Regions from separate parts of the Homo sapiens genome. Here regions 1, 2 and 4 are each linked to region 3. The links are chromatin contacts, found by Hi-C or POLR2A ChIA-PET in ENCODE. All regions are on one chromosome and are shown on one strand. The core of a region is the stretch at or near the end of the contact, and the rest is flanking DNA. Distances in the headings are between cores, read along the strand shown.

The links. Hi-C counts contacts between places; a loop is a spot of excess contacts on that map. ChIA-PET counts read pairs that join two places held with the same protein, here RNA polymerase II (POLR2A). Pooled maps may share reads with other maps.
Region 1: a loop to region 3 is called in a map with no recorded cell type, with 2.9 times the contacts of the local background. The contact joins the enhancer-like site here to the promoter of PMVK in region 3. A Hi-C loop is called at or near these places in 7 of 168 maps with a recorded cell type or tissue (A673, IMR-90, K562 and 3 more), 11 of 37 single-sample maps with no recorded cell type and 19 of 50 pooled maps. POLR2A ChIA-PET finds 5 or more read pairs at or near these places in 4 of 52 experiments (H1, MCF 10A, activated T-cell and 1 more).
Region 2: a map of naive thymus-derived CD4-positive, alpha-beta T cell shows a loop between it and region 3 (27-fold over the local background). The contact joins the promoter of FDPS here to the promoter of PMVK in region 3. A Hi-C loop is called at or near these places in 1 of 168 maps with a recorded cell type or tissue (naive thymus-derived CD4-positive, alpha-beta T cell) and 6 of 50 pooled maps. POLR2A ChIA-PET finds 5 or more read pairs at or near these places in 2 of 52 experiments (RWPE1 and activated B cell).
Region 4: a map of naive thymus-derived CD4-positive, alpha-beta T cell shows a loop between it and region 3 (6-fold over the local background). The contact joins the promoter of GBA1 here to the promoter of PMVK in region 3. A Hi-C loop is called at or near these places in 1 of 168 maps with a recorded cell type or tissue (naive thymus-derived CD4-positive, alpha-beta T cell) and 8 of 50 pooled maps. POLR2A ChIA-PET finds 5 or more read pairs at or near these places in 1 of 52 experiments (activated CD4-positive, alpha-beta T cell).

Annotation. Positions count from the first base shown.
Region 1 is chr1:154,491,736-154,495,938 of GRCh38, forward strand. The region is part of intron 2 of SHE (Src homology 2 domain containing E); the gene reads right to left. Among named protein-coding and RNA genes, the nearest start is that of TDRD10, 8.4 kb to the right of the region's middle. Within about 2 kb of position 1,701, at least 13 of the 41 ENCODE cell types and tissues checked have a DNase peak (open chromatin) inside an H3K27ac peak, as active enhancers do.
Region 2 is chr1:155,307,589-155,311,390 of GRCh38, forward strand. FDPS (farnesyl diphosphate synthase) reads left to right here and starts at 1,278. Exons shown (of 11, transcript NM_002004.4): 1 at 1,278-1,377; 2 at 2,201-2,377; 3 at 2,455-2,617. The coding sequence starts at 2,202. It also overlaps a transcript of PKLR not described here. RefSeq lists enhancers at 36-105, 1,008-1,137, 1,468-1,637.
Region 3 is chr1:154,934,818-154,938,836 of GRCh38, forward strand. It overlaps PMVK (phosphomevalonate kinase), which reads right to left and starts at 1,902. Exons shown (of 5, transcript NM_006556.4): 1 at 1,774-1,902. The coding sequence starts at 1,868. RefSeq lists a silencer at 1,352-1,451 and enhancers at 1,408-2,350, 2,172-2,371, 2,351-3,292.
Region 4 is chr1:155,239,999-155,243,712 of GRCh38, forward strand. GBA1 (glucosylceramidase beta 1) reads right to left here and starts at 1,251. Exons shown (of 11, transcript NM_000157.4): 1 at 1,088-1,251; 2 at 632-719; 3 at 1-79. The coding sequence starts at 1,114.

The sequences.
Region 1 (4,203 bases), core at 451-2,950, 440 kb before region 3:
AGGCAGGTGACAGTGTGGATCTGGAGGAATACGTCAAGGGGTTAACAAATGGATCGTTGTGAATACTGTGAGAATGAAAGCAATCACAAGAGAAAAGGACGGCAGATTGAAAACGAGAGAGGATCAAAGGCAGAATCTGGGACTCCTTCAGTTATGGGTGGCTGGAAGGAGGTGCCAGCAAAGAAGGCTGAGGGGTCAGGTGAGGAGGAAGAGGCTCAGGAGACCGCAGGGCCGCAGACACAAAGGGTGGAAAGACTTTCTATCTGTAACTTCAAAACAGGTGTGGGGATGGTCCGTGGAGAAATGCCACTGACTCATTAAGACCTCTATAACAAAAAGAGGGCAACAAATGAGGGAAACGTTATTAAAATCAGGACACCAAATTCAAAAGTGCAAAACTTAGGTATAGGCTGAGGTTATAGTTCTCTGCTGACTAGGGGCTGTCAGCAGCTGTCTCAAATTCTGTGCAGGGACAGCTCATTGAAATCACCCGCGGGCTTTCACACACACTGCTTTAACCACCAGAGGTTCAGATTGGATTAGTCTGGGGTACAGTGTGGGAGTCAAGAGTGTAAAAATCCCCCAGGTGATTCTAAAGAGCAGCTAAACCTGAGAACCACTTCCACACCTCCTGGGTGTCCACAGTCCCCATCTTGGTTCCTCATTCTCCGGAGCCTGTCATTGCTAGTCCCATCCTGAGGAGAAAGGTACTGCCTGTGTCTACCACTTCCACATCAGAATGTAAGAGTCGGAAGAACTGTCCCTGGCCCCCACCCCCAGGCCAGGCCAGGTATCTGGGGTTGTCTGAGGTCAGAGCTGCATCTCCTGAGTCCCTGGACTCTCAGTCCTACAGTTTTTCTTCTTCCTTGCTTACTCCAAACAGAGCTATGGAAAACAAGAAACAAAAACATACTCTGTTCTTGGTTCAATTAAGACAAGGCTGTAATTTTTTTAAAAGGAACTTTTCTAAAGAACTAAGAAAAGGGAAGCAGAAAACACAAAGGAGTTCAAAGGATGAATATAGAATACAATTTTAAGGTTTCTAATCATAGTTTACACTCAGTTGAGACCATCTGGCACAGGCTGGGGAAACCCTTTCCCAAGGTCCTTGCTGCAATTCTGCCCCAGCTAAACTAAAAGGAAAAAGAGGTGATTCTAACATTAAGACAGAAGGAGCCCTGCTCACAAGGACATTTCAATACATTTGGATTAAAATGTACAGGGTGGATGGGCAGTGTTCCTACCGGGCCTTCCAGCCCACCTCCCCTAAAATAAAATAAAATGATGTATAGTGATTAGAATCTTGAGTTCTTATTACACACGCGTTTGAGTTTTTACTTTTGCAACGAGGTCCTTCTATTTAGACAGTCTCCCCACACTTAGAGTTCTGGGAGATACACAAAGCATGGAGTTGAGAATGCTTTCTTGCAGGGTCCTGGGATTAGGCAAAATCTGCAAACTGCTATCATCTTTTGAAACAATGTTTAATTAGGGGAAGAAAGGGCTTGAGCACAGGCCTCCCCTCCCCACACCACCCCCCTCTTCAAGGGGAGTAACCTTCCAGTCCATTCCAACACCTGGCTGCCCCCAAACCTGAGGCGCCATAGAAACAGAAACAATCGTGGGGCTGCAAGCCGACCCTTCCTGCAGGGAGAATAGCCCCTGACGTGCAGAGCTGGCTCCAAGAGGAAACGAGCCTGAGAAGGAGGAAATGGCAAGAGGAAGCTACACCCTGGCTGCCGATAGAGGCCATTTACCACAGCAGACAACAGAATGCAGGGGACGGGCAGCAGATAAACACTCATTTGCAGCCTGGGGCTGAAGCTCAGCACTGACCTGCACCTACTAAAAACATGCAGTTGGTTGGTGTGAAACATTATAGGGGCCCAAAATTTTCCCTTCTCAATCCCCAACTCGCTGCAGGTAATTATGTCATTCACATGAAAACACAAAAACAAGAAAGTCTTAGCAGAAGACTAAGATTTTCTTTTACTAAATTAACTGTAGTTAGCAATAAGTATTGCCCTATATGGTCCAGAATGCTCTTTGGAAATATAATTGTCTCTGGAGTGTCTAACTCACGGCTGTACTGACTAGGTATACACCTGCTAGGTGTATTATGCCCAGAATCTCACTGATGCCTCACTAAGGCAGTGACAGATGTGTTACCCCATTTTCACAGGTGAATACACGGAAGCCACAGTCATGCAGCAGTTATGGTGAGGCCAATTATTACCAACTCCAGAGTCCATGCTTTATGCTCAAATGATTTCACGTAAAATGTTAATTCCAATTTCCAAATAATGTGCCTTTTCCCCTAATCCATTTTAACCCATTTCATGTTTCCAAAACATTAAACTTGGAGCCTCTTAAGACTCTATTTTCCTCCTGGAATCAGAAACAGGGCTGCCCGACAATTTTTTACTCATATCTTTGATCAGTGCTCAAGCTTTTAAAATTACTTTAATATTTTCTTATTGAATAAATCTAAACATCTGAACAAAAGCAGGTACAATTCAGAAACCCTGAAATTTAGCGAGGAGAATAAAGACAAATTAAATCAAAACCAGTCTTCATTTGCACTTTTTTCCATAAGAGGTTTTTTCTGTTTAAATCACAGGCAAAGACAGACATAACAGTTTTTTTTTTTTTTTTTTTTTTAGAGATGGGGTCTCACTATATTGGCAAGGTTGGCCTTGAACTTCTGGCCTCAACTGATCCTCCCACCTTGGCCTCCCAGAGTGCTAGGATTATAGGCATGAGCCACCGGGCCCGGCAGATGGAGTTTATAGTTTTTTTTTTTTTTTTTAATGGAGACTCGAACAGTGAGGTTCTCTTTTAGATTTGACTATTTAAACAAACCAACAAAATCATTTGGAAGTAAAAATAAAATTTTAAAAATAATCTTTGACTGGAGCTCAAAAGCTAAAACCACAGCTTGCTGAATGACATGGTATTTTCAGTTGTGTAATTTGAACAAATTATTTAATCTTTCTGAACCTAGGTTTCCTCAACTGTATAAAGAAACCCGCTTGCACGGTGGCTCACTTTGTGGCTGGCAATCCCAGCACTTTGGGACGCCAAGGCAGGAGGATGACTTGAGGCCAGGAGTTCGAGACCAGTCTGACCAACATGGTGAAACCCCGTCTCTACTAAAAATACGAAAATTAGCCAGGTGTGGTGGCAGGTGCCTGTAATCCCAGTTACTTGGGAGGCTGAGGCAGGAGAATCACTTGAACCTGGGAGGTAGAGATTGCAGTGAGCTGAGATTGCACCACTGCACTCCAGCCTGGGCGACACAGCGAGACTCCGTCTCAAAAAAACAAACAAACAAAACACTTTACAGGGTTGCTGCAAGATTTAGTGAGGTAATTTGGCCAGGCTGGTACCTAGTAAGCTCTCAATTTACAGCTGTATGACATCAACTGCAGAAAGAATCCTCATGCTAACTAGCCAATGGGAACTTTTAAAGACCTGTCCGATGCTAATGTTTCAAAGCGGTGGCTAAAACTCCTAATGCTAGATTATGTAGAATATTTCTGCCAAATATTTAGCTAAATATCTTAGCTAGAATATTTAGTTAAAATGTTCCTGTGAATTTAGCAGAAAAGCAACAGAGGTTTATATTAATATTGCCTTGTATTCAGTCATATCTTTTTATGAACAATCCTTTGGATAAATCTCAGTGATAATTTACTCATAAACTCATAAATTCTTAACTTTTAAAAGTTAAGAGCAAAGTTTTGGGGGGACCCAGGCTTCCTGGGTCCCATAGCGATTTGGCCACAGGAAAGCCATGGGCTTCTCTCAGTTTCCTCTGCCCCTGAGGTAGATGCTGGCTCCTATTCTCAACTTCATGGCACTTATCATGCTTTTCAATGACTTATCTTCTTTGCTGGTAGGTCTGTTTCCCCCTTAGGCTGTGAGGTCCAAGGGCAGAAATCATGTGGGTCTTGTTTCCTGTATGCCCAGAGCTCAGGACAGGGCCTAGTACATAATAAAAAAAAAAACCTCAAGAAATATTTGTTGGGTATTCTAAAACAACATATGGGCAGTATTCTACACGCCCAAGATATTGTTAAAACCAGGCCTGTAATTCCCATTTCACCGGTAGAAAAAAGGCAATGCAAAGAATGGCAACACAGATTTAACCACTCCACAGTTCAACTGTGTTCATTAAAATCCTTTCCATCTTCAGAAATG
Region 2 (3,802 bases), core at 28-2,527, 370 kb after region 3:
CTCCTACCACATGCTGTGTCGACATCAGGGAGTTAACTGTATATGGTCTACAAAGCAGAGGCATGAATAATCCAACCCTTGTTTAGCTTATAATCAATAAATAACTGCCTGGGCCAAGTGGCTCGTACTTGTAATCCCAGCACTTTCAGAGGTCGAGGTGGCTGGATCACTTGAGGTCAGGAGTTCGAGACCAGGCTGGCCAATCTGGAGAAACCCCCTCTCTACTAAAAACACAAAAATTAGCTGGGCATGCTGGCAGGCACCTGTAATCCAGGAGAATCACTTGAACCCGGGAAGCGAGGTTGCAGCCTCCCACGTAGCTGGAATTAAGGCGCGGACCAGCACACCTGGGTAATTTTTGTATTTTTAGTAGAGAAGGGGTTTTGCCATGTTGACCAGGCTGGTCTCAGATTCCTGACCGCAGGTGATCCGCCCAAAGTGCTGGAATTACAAGTGTGAGACTCATCTTTTTTTTTTTTTTTTTTTGAGACGGAGTCTTGCTCTGTCTCCCCAGCTAGAGTGCAGTGGTTCGCTGGATCTCAGCTCACTGCAACCTCTGCCTTACGAGTTCAAGCGATTCTCCCGCCTCAGCCCTCCTGAGTGGCTGGGATTACAGGCGCGCGCCACCACGCCCGACTAATTTTTTTTTTTTGTATTTTTAGTAGAGACGGGGTTTCACCACATTGGTCAGGCTGGTCTCGAACTCCTGACCTCATGATCCACCCGCCTCGGCCTCCCAAAGTGCTGGGATTACAGGCGTGAGCCACCGTGCCCGGCCCAAGACTCATCTTTCTTAAGCCCTTAAAGCACTTTGCACACATTACCTCATGGTATTACCACCCTCATTCAACAGATGAGGAAAGCTAGTTTCAAGCAAGTTCACTGAGGATCAGAGACGTTAAATGATTTGCCTAAAGTTAGAGAACTAATAAGTGAGAAAGCTAGTCCTGCTGCGTTTTACTAACGTGCCAATCAGCTGCCCAGGAAGATAATGAAAACTTGAGTAAGACAGGCAGCCAAAGCCACAGCGGGGACGTTCCCAGCCTGGCTCGCTTCCGGCACTGACGCCTCCAGCCGCGACCTCTAGACTTCAGCCCTTCCATTGGTCGTCCGTCACAGTGCCACAGTGCGCCATGCTCACACGACGGCCAGCAGCCAATCAGCGCGGCTCATCTTCGCCCAGCCAGGACACGCAGGATCGCGTTATCTGTCCCTCCCGCGGGCACATTGGGAGTTGTAGTCTAATTATATATTTCCGCCCTTAGTGTGGGGAGAGCGGGAACTACTCGACCCACAGAGCCGATCGCGGAGCGGATTCTGCTTTTAGGAGTACCCGCCAACAAGCGGGACCGAGCAGGAATCCGTATCTGGGAACAGGTGAGAGAGGATGTGTGCTGGGCCTTGGAGGAAGGGGGCCGAGACCGGGCCTTACTTCTGTAACGATACTGTGAGGCATCGGAAGGCCAGCCTGTTGTGTCCGTTTTGAAGGTCGGTGGGCTAGACTGGCTGGCCTTCTAGGGGTGTGGAGACTTCCCAACTCTGCCCTTGTGCTTTCCTGGAATCCCCAATATGCCCGGACCCCGGTTTACTCCTTTGCTGCGAGCCCTTCTCTCCCGTCCAGAGTTGCTCCGAGCCTATCTGCTCAGTCCTAGCGATTCCTGTGGGGCTTGGGACGCGCGGTTCAAGCACCCCGGACCATATGGATGCAGCACCCATGGGTTCTCGCTCCAATGCTTCTTTCCTCCTTGGGGCGTAACTCAGACCCTGGGCACCCCTCTCCACTGCCCAGGGGAGACCTGGGTTCTAGATTTGGCTCTGCCTCTACTATCTTCCTACCTCCTAGAGCCTCAGTTTGGCTTGTGTAAAATAGGATGACTTAAGGGTCCTTTCAGCCCCTAATCCTGGGGTACTTTACTCTGTACCGCCTCCTTACCCAGCCTTGTGCACGCCATCTTGAAGGCACTGAGTTCTAGCCTGTTTATTGTAAGTGGTGATTAGTTGGGTCTCAGTCACCCAGCCATACTTTTTTGTTCCCTGCGTATCCTTCCTGTAATTGTCCCCAAGCACATTCCACAAGAGGGAGGGGCACTCTGGGCTAAGGCTGGGGTGGGAGTTATCTGGGGAGCTGCCACCATGCCTCTGCCTTTGGTGCTTGCCCCTGCAGGGAGTGCTTAGTGCCCCCTCCCTATGCCACTCCCAGGATGCCCCTGTCCCGCTGGTTGAGATCTGTGGGGGTCTTCCTGCTGCCAGCCCCCTACTGGGCACCCCGGGAGAGGTGGCTGGGTTCCCTACGGCGGCCCTCCCTGGTGCACGGGTACCCAGTCCTGGCCTGGCACAGTGCCCGCTGCTGGTGCCAAGCGTGGACAGAGGAACCTCGGTGAGTGTGGTTGGGGTGAGGGGCCTTGGGGAGGGGAGCAGCTGATCAGGTTTCTGACTTGTTTTTCTTCTACTTAGAGCCCTTTGCTCCTCCCTCAGAATGAACGGAGACCAGAATTCAGATGTTTATGCCCAAGAAAAGCAGGATTTCGTTCAGCACTTCTCCCAGATCGTTAGGGTGCTGACTGAGGATGAGATGGGGCACCCAGAGATAGGAGATGCTATTGCCCGGCTCAAGGAGGTGAGGGATTCATGACTTGGGGGAGTAAGGCTTTGGTTCAGTTGCTCTGTACCTGTGTGGCATTCACCTGTGGCTTATGGGGGACTTTTGACAGATGTGAGAGAAAGCTTTTTTTTTTTTTTTGAGACAGAGCCTTGCTCTGTCACCTGGGCTGGAGTGCGATGGTGTGATCTCGGCTTGCTGCAACCTCCACCTCCTGGGTTCAAGTGATTCTCCTGCCTCAGCCTTCTGAGTAGCTGGGATTACAGGTGCGTGCCACCACATCCAGCAAACTTTTGTATTTTTAATAGAGACGGGGTTTCACTGTGTTGACCAGGCTGGTCTCGAACTCCTGACCTCAGGTGATCCACCCACCTCGGCCTCCCAAAGTGCTGGGATTACAGGTGTGAGCCACCGCGCCTGGCCGAGAAAGCTTTTACCTGAGGGACTCGAGTCTGCTCTGGAGAGGTTGGGGCCTGGGCAAGTATACTTACTCAGTCCATCAACCGGACTTTTGGCTCTGATGGAAGGTGGGTCATCCAAACTGCTTTGCTTTGGGGGTGGAGGCCTTGAACCTGGCAAGTCTTAGATTTTGTGTCCTGAAATCAGAAGCTGTTAGGTTGGCAGAGACCGGGGAAGAAGGCAGTCTGATATTGTCCTATCTCCCTGGGGCCTGAGTGAAGTTATTGTATCATTAGAAACCCCTATTCTAGAACATGAACTATTGCTGTGATACTTGCCAATTTTTTTCCTGTTGATTCTGGAGTATCTATTAAAATTCTTTTTATAAATGCTGTCTATCTCATATATCTCAGGGGAATGAAGGGAAAGGGGGGCTTTGCCTATACTGGAATGGGGATTAAAAGAGTCTTGGCCCGGCATGGTGGCTCACGCCTGTAATCCCAGGACTTTGGGAGGCTGAGGTGGGGGGGATCATGAGGTCAGGAGTTCGAGACCAGCCTGGTCAACATGGTGAAACCCCCGTCTCTACTAAAAATACAAAAATTAGCTGGGCGTGGTGGCGCCCACATGTAGTCCCAGCTACTCAGGAGGCTGAGGCAGGAGAATCACTTGAACCTGGGAGGCGGAGGTTGCAGTGAGCCGTGATTGTGCCACTGCACTCCAGCCTGAGTGACATAGCGAGATGAAGTCTTCCCTGTTAGTTAGGTCTGATTGATAGCCAGGCAGCAGAAGGCAAAGTGAGAT
Region 3 (4,019 bases), core at 652-3,151:
TCTGGGAGGCCGAGGCAGGCAGATCACCTGAGGTCAGGAGTTCCAGACCAGCCTGGCCAACATGGTGAAACCTGTCTCTACTAAAAATACAAAAGTTAGCTGGGCATGGTGGCACACACCTGTAATCCCAGCTACTCGGGAGGCTGAGACAGGAAAATCGCTTGAACCCAGGAGACAGAGGTTGCGGTGAGCCGCAACCTGGGTGCGCTCCAGCCTGGGTGACAGAGCAAGACTCCGTCTCAAAAAAAAAAAAAAAAAAAAAAAAAAAACATGAGGCACAGAGTGAATGACAGATGTGTACAAGATCACACACTAATCAACAGTGAGCCAGGGTTTGCATCCCAGCAGTCTAATTCCAGAGCCTGTGCTTCGGACCACTATTTGACGTCAGGGTTTGGAGGTGAGGAGAAATGCAACTTAGGAAAAGGTGGTGAGATACTTAGTGATGAAAAATTCAGGTGGTGACCTCTGCTCTGGGCTCTCCCACACCTTCATAGAACCCCCGTGGTACCCAAAAGCAGCTTCCTGGTACCCCCACCACACTGGCCTTCAAGAGGAGAGGAGCCCCACTTTCTCCCCAACCTCTGCTCTCCTAGCCCAGGTCTCAGCAAAATGCTCCTGCACAGAAGATCTTGCTTTGACAGAAAACACTGTGCAAAAGGTATTATTATTTGGGGAGGCAGCCAGATAAAACAGAAAGAAACCAGTCCTTGGCGCAAGATAAAGTTGAATTTGTTTGGGTTTTTTTTCTTTTTGTTTCAATTATATATTAATTGCTGAGATGCCCATCATGAACCACAAAGCTGAATTTGAATCCTGGATTTGCCACTTACTTTGTGACCAGCAAGGGTTTTTTGTTGTTAACTTCGTATGTTATTTTATTTTATTTTACTTCGAGACAGGGTCTCAGGCTCTGCTGCAAGGACTGGAGGACAGTAGCATGATTACAATTCACTGTAGCCCCCAGGTTCAAGCGATCCTCCCACCTCAGCCTCCTGAGTAGCTTGGACTAGAGGTGCTCGCCATCGCACTAGGCTAACTTTTCCATTTTTTTGTAGAGACTAGGGTCTTACTGTGTTGCCCAGGCTGGTCTCCACTACTGGGCTCTCAAGCCATCCTCGCACCTCTGTCTCCCAAAGTGCTGGGGTGACAGACATGACCACCACACCCGGCCTGTTTAACTTTTTAAGAGCCTCAGTTTCTTCACCTGTGAAATGGAGATGCTAATAATGGCACACAGTACCTAACAAAGAGGTGAAGAGGGTTTTTTGTTTTGTTTTTTTAAGACAGGGTCTCGCTCTGTCGCCCAGGCTGGAGTGCAGTGGCCAATCTCGCCTCACTGCAACCTCCGCCTCCCGGGCTCAAGCGATTCTTCTACCTCAGGCTCCTGAATAGCTGGGACCACAGGCACGCGTCACCACGCCCAGCTACTTTTTGGATTTTTCGTAGAGGCGGGGTCTCGCCATGTTGCCCAGGCTGGTATCCAACGCCTGGTATATAGAAAGTGCCTTCGTAGGAACCATTATTAATGCTTCTCAGAGAGACCTGCAGCTGAAGGTCTTTGGAGAGGTGGTCACCTGCTTCTTTGAGGCTCGCCTGTGTAGACTACTGTTTTATGTAATGGTGGCATTCCACCTTCCCCAGCCCAGTGCTCCTCCTGCCTTGCAAACGGACGACCCGTACTCCAAAGCTCACTCCGTGACACCCAAAAGCACTCCTCGTGTCACGTGATGCGGAGAGCTCCCCCTTCCACCTTTCCCGCCTCACGGACACCTGCTCTGCAGCGCCTCGGTCACGAAGTCCTTCCCGGATTTCCTCTTGCCGCTGAACAGCAGTACCAGCCGCGGGGCGCCTCCCAGCGGGGCCATGGGGCCGCCACGCCTCGCGATGCCTGAAGCTGACACTTCTCCCTACCCCTAAAATCGGGACACCGCGCGGAATGGACGCGGCCACTAAGCGGAGCGGCAACAAGGAACAATCGCGCCCCTCCTCGCCGTAGCTGCGAACAGGGCTGACCGCCCGCGACCGTGCCCTCAGCTCATGTCCAAACAGATATGGGGAGAAAAGGGTGAGACACGCGGAGAGAAAGGCGGTTCCTTCACAGAGCAGCCTCCCCTCGTGAAGCTCCCCCACCCGAACTCACTTAGAACAGTCCAGCCCCGCCCAGAACCTTCGCTCACAGCCTGGCCTGCTTAACTGACACCCGGGGAGGAACCGGACGCGACTACCTTCCTCCGAGGGGGGTGACGTCTGAAATTTCCTGAGGTGAACCCCATGTTCCCTTCCGCGCAGCCCTAAAACTTTAGGAAAAAAAATCTCTGGAGTGAGATCACGTTGGAGACGTTTTGGAAACTGCCCTTTTGCCTGTGCGTTATAGTACATGTGCCACAGCAAATCTGCGCGCGCCCCAGAGTGGGAATGGGTCTTCCTGGGGGCGTAAGGCAGCCCTGACGCGAGCGGCGTGTCTGGCCACGTCATGTCGGGGGAGGAGCAGAATCGCGCACACGATATTTCATTGTCAAGCAGATTTTATAACCCGAGACGTCACTAAGATGTGGCCCTTTAAGCCCGGCGAGAAACCTTTGATTGCTTTTCTAGCCGCAGCCTCCGGCCCAAAGGTTTTCGGAAGCAAACGGCGTGGGTGACATCAATAGTAAGGGAGCGTTGAATCCCTAGATGAGATTGCCTGGTTTCATCCGAAGTCTGGCTCCCAGCCAGAAGTTTGAGAGGCAGGATAAGAATAATCTGTCCTTTCCCTGCATCCCCGGTTCTGCCTCTTCCCGCAGTAGGTGACGGGTTGCCCCAGCTGAGTACGTCGAGTTGTTTTTGGCTATGACTTGCCGTCCTGCATTTTTCTGAGCATGTCAGAACAGAGCCTGCAACTCATTACTGCCTCCACTAGAGAAAAAGTGTAGTGTGGAGACTTAGGGAGAAACCATTAATTTCCTGAATGTTGAAAAGAGGCACAGGAGAGTGGTCAGATGCAAAAAGAACAGACTTAAGGAGGTGGTTTTTTGTTTTTTGGGGTTTTTTTTGTTTTTTTTCAGCAACCCAGAAAACACTGCACTCATCAACGCCCTAGAAGGCAGCACAGAGTGGATTTTCAGTCCCAGCTTGGACACTTAGCAAGTCACTCTGAGTTTACCACTGATAAGGCCCACTTCCCAGGGTTATAATAAGAAAGGAATGAAGAAAATATATGACAAGGTACAATAAAATACTTTGTAAGTTCTCAAGTATCATCCAGATGTAAGGGGTTGTTATTTATTCTTAGCACTTCGTCATTCAACACAGAATCAGATTTTCCAGCTCATCTTCAATAAACATGTATTTGGGCCTCCACGGAAAGTCCACATCTCCTGTTTTACCTGAGTCACATGGAAGGAGTCAGAACTTACTCCCGGAGTCTCTTTCCTCACCTGACCCAATGCACGCCCCTTACCTCCCTCTCTGACTCTGAGATCCAGCTCCCTGAATACCTAGTGAGCGATCAGAAAACTTCCCCCAGGCTCACGCCTGTAATCTCCGCACTTTGGGAGGCCAAGGCGGATCACCTGAGGGCAGGAGTTCGAGACCAGCCTGGCCAGCATGGTGAAACCCCATCTCTACTAAAAATACAAAAATTAGCTGGATAGCTGGACGTGGTGGCGGGCACCTGCAATCCAGCTACTCAGGAGGCTGAGGCATGAGAACACTTGAACCTGGGAGGCAGAGGTTGCAGTGAGCCAAGATTGTACCACTGCGCTCCAGCCTGGACAACAGAAAAAGACTCCGTCTCAAAAAATAAAAAAAAACTTCCCCCATACTAGGCTTCCTAGTATGCCTCAACTGAACTCCACTGTCCCTTACTGGTGTCTCAAGTGGAGGCTTTAGTCTCCCAGCCCTCATCCCTCAGCATCCGCTTTGAGTCTATGGCCTCCCTTCCTCCCCATTTTAATTTCCACACCATTACTCATCCTGCCTCTTGGAAAACTATGGTTCCTCTAAGGCTCATGCCACCTGCCTGCGCTACCCTCCTG
Region 4 (3,714 bases), core at 1-2,500, 300 kb after region 3:
AAGGAGTCACAGTATGTGGCATTGCAGACACACACCACCGAGCTGTAGCCGAAGCTTTTAGGGATGCAGGGGCGGGCACCTGGGAGGGAGGGAGTACAAGCAGAGTGAGGTCTGATGAAGACATGGAGAATGGACACATCTGCTAGGAGAGACTGAACACGGTTTCAAAATTCCTCACCCCTTGGCCGGGCGCAGGGGCTCACACCTGTAATCCTAGCACTTTAGGAGGCCGAGGTGGGCGGATCACCTGAGGTGAGGAGTTTGAGACCTGCCTTGCCAGCATGGTGAAACCCCGTCTCTACTAAAAATACAAAAATTAGCTGGGCGTAGTGGTGGCCGCCTGTAATCCCAGCTACCTGGGAAGCTGAAGCAAGAGAATCGCTTGAATCTGGGAGGCAGAGGTTGGAATGAGCCAAAATTGCACCACTGCACTCCAGCCCAGGCAACAGAGTAAGACTCTGTTTCAAAAGAAAAAAAACAAAATCCTCACCCCAAAGTTGGTCTCAGTCACTCAAAAGGATTTATTGAGCACCTACTAAAAGTCTACCACCAGCTTACTGGAAGGCTACCAAAGGACTATGAGGCAGAAGGGAGGCTCTGTGCTACCTCCCCACTGCCTTGACTCACTCACCTGATGCCCACGACACTGCCTGAAGTAGAAGCAATCCTGTGAGGCTGCCAGCCATGATGCTTACCCTACTCAAAGGCTTGGGACATTCCTGAGGACAGAATGAGGAATGACTGAAAAGCAAGCCCCTCTCCACCCCTCAACTACTCTCCTGGGCAGGGCTTAGCTGCCTTTGGGTGCCCATGGCCCGGTCTCCCACATTCATTAGGACAAGGCCCACAGAAACCTGGGTGCAGCTCTCCCTGCAACCCTTCTGATGACAACTCTCTGCCCACCCCAAATCAGGATGCTCCCCACCACTCTTCCCACCCATTTCAACTTCGACCCCTCCCTCCATCTGTGCCTTGCTCAAAGAGCCATGATGGCCCTGGATTCAAAGAGAGTCTGTCATTCATTAAATTCCAGTGCCAGGATTCCAGAAGCACTGTGACAATGCTGATTGGGAGCTCTCTCTCTTACCTCTCTGGAAGGACTTGAAAACTCCATCCCCTCAGGGTCATTAGATGAAGAGAAGACCACAGGGGTTCCAGAGTCTCTGAAGGATAGAGGATCCACTAAACAAAAACAAGGATGCAGGTACCTGCCTTAGCTATAGGCACTAGGTTAGCCCTGCAAGTAATTCCGGCTTCCCGATGTGGATGGGTCATGTGATGACTAGGAGCGTCACATGACACAGGAAGTGAGGCAATCACAGCCATATTTCTAAAGGGCAATTGGCTTCCTCTCATCTGTTACAGATTATATGCCCTATAAAACTCTGGAGGGCATGTATGGGTGACAACTTTAGGAAGAGCCTAGAACACAGATTTGCATGGAGAATGGGGTAGAGGCTCCTAAATCCCAGAGGATGGGAACCACAGCAGGCACACTTCTTTTTTGATAGAAATGTCAAAAAGGTACAAATAAAGCTGATATAATTTAAAAAAAAAAACTTCACTGTGCAAAATACTGACACTACCAAGATGTTTAAGACAGTCTTTGCCCTATAGAGGTGTGTGAGGCATGGAAGTCAGACACACAGATATTTACAGATAAAGACAGAAACGGTAACAGGTGTGCATGGAGAGCTCTCTGAGATGAGGAGGGACCATTCGTGGGTGGGGAATTATCCAGGATGGCTTCACAGAGGAAAAAGTGAGGGGGGTTATTAGCCAGTGAAGTGCAGGGCACAAGAGGGTGGGACACTGGCAGTGGGATGACAGGACTGGAGGGAGGGAGTGGTCAGTGCGGCTCCTCTGCAGCGTCCCTTGTTTCATCATCAGATGCAGATGGTAATAACTGTTCTTCCTTCCTCACAAGACAGGGAGGTTTGTAAAGTCGTTCAAAAACCAAAGTGTTGTACAAAGCCATATCCTCAGTGGACACAAGGAGGAAGCTGTCCATGGTGTGGCCTCATGAACCACATCAAATGAGATTTAGCGGGAGTGGCACACACAGTCATGACCTGACTAATCCCAGCTCTCAGCCCATTTCCTTGCCTGGAAAATGGAGGCAATGCCACAACCTCAAAGGGTGGTTACTGCAGTCAGTGAGGTAAGTGCAGTGCCTGACCACTTGGTAGGCACCTGGGAACTACTTGTCTCTTGTTTGTATTTTTTGTTGTTGTTGTTTTTTGAGACAGAGTCTCACTCTGTTGCCCAGGCTGGAGTGCAGTGGCGTGATCTTGGCTCACTGCAACCTCCACCTCCTGGGTTCGAGTGATTCTCCTGCCTCAGCCTCCCAAGTAGCTGGGATTACAGGTGCCCTCCAACATGCTCAGCTAATTTTTTTATTTTTAGTAGAGATGGGGTTTCACTATGTTGGCCAGGCTGGTCTGAAACTCTGGACCTCAGGTGATCTGCTGCCTTGGTATCCGAAAGTGCTGGGATTACAGGCATGAGCCACTGCGCTGGACCCCAGCCATCCTTTTTGTTCTTTAAATGATCTCAGTGAAGTCTTTCTAGATACACTCCAAGCAAAATTGATCATTTCTTCTTCTAGGTTCCTCCAGTAATTTTTTTTTTTTTGGTTTTGAGACAGAGTCTTGCCCTGTTGCCCAGGCTGGAGTGCAGTGTGATCTCGGCTCAAGCAATTGCCCTGCCTCAGCCTCCTGAGTAGCTGGGATTACAGGAGCCCACCACCATGCCCAGCTAATTTTTGTATTTTTAGTAGAGATGGGGTTTCACCATGTTGGCCAGGCTGGTCTCGAACCCCTGACCTCAGGTGATCCACCAGCCTCAGCCTCCCAAGGTGTTGGGATTATAGCAATGAGCCACCACACCCGGTCCCTCCAGTAATTAAGTACAGTCTCAGTGAGACAGCAAGTTTGGAATCCTGGCTACACCATTTACTGGCTGTTTGACTTTCAATAAATCAATCACTCTAAGCCTCTGTTTCATCTATAAAAGGGGAGTGATAACTCCTACCTCACAGAATTGTTGTGAGGTTTGAGTGTGATAATGTGTCTCTAGTACACTGCTTGACACTAAACATTGCAACATGTCAGGCCTCTGTTCCTGGAGTTCCTTGAAGGAATGTCTTATGCATTCTAAGTATCCTCGTAGATAGCCTGGCACAGGGGTAGCTGTCAAGTTGTAGAATTGAACTAGTTGCTTCACTATGTCAGTAGCCACCCCTTCCAGACTTCTCACTTTTCAAGGAAACATTGCACAGGATTTGTTCTGGGTAGGGCAGGTAATATCTAGTACCTTACTTCCCTCAAGTTCATTCATCTCACAGATATTTCCTGAGCACATTCTACATTTGCCTCTCCTGCTCTATTGAGTTTAGAAGTCCAAACATCTCCTTCCACTTCCCCTCTGCATAGTGAGCCTCTTCTTTTTTGGCCAGGTACTGAGCAATTTTTTGTTTGTTTGTTTGAGACAGGGTCTCCGTATGTTGCCCTGGATGGAGTGTAGTAGCTTGATTTCGGCTCAGTGCAACCTCTGCCTCCAGAATAAGCAATCCTCCCACCTCAGCCTCCAGAATAGCTGGGACTATAGGCGCACACCACCACACCTGGCTAATTTCTGTATTTTTTGTAGAGACGGGGTCTTACTGTGTTGCGCAGGTTGGTCTCAAACTCCTAAACTCAAAGGATCCTCCCG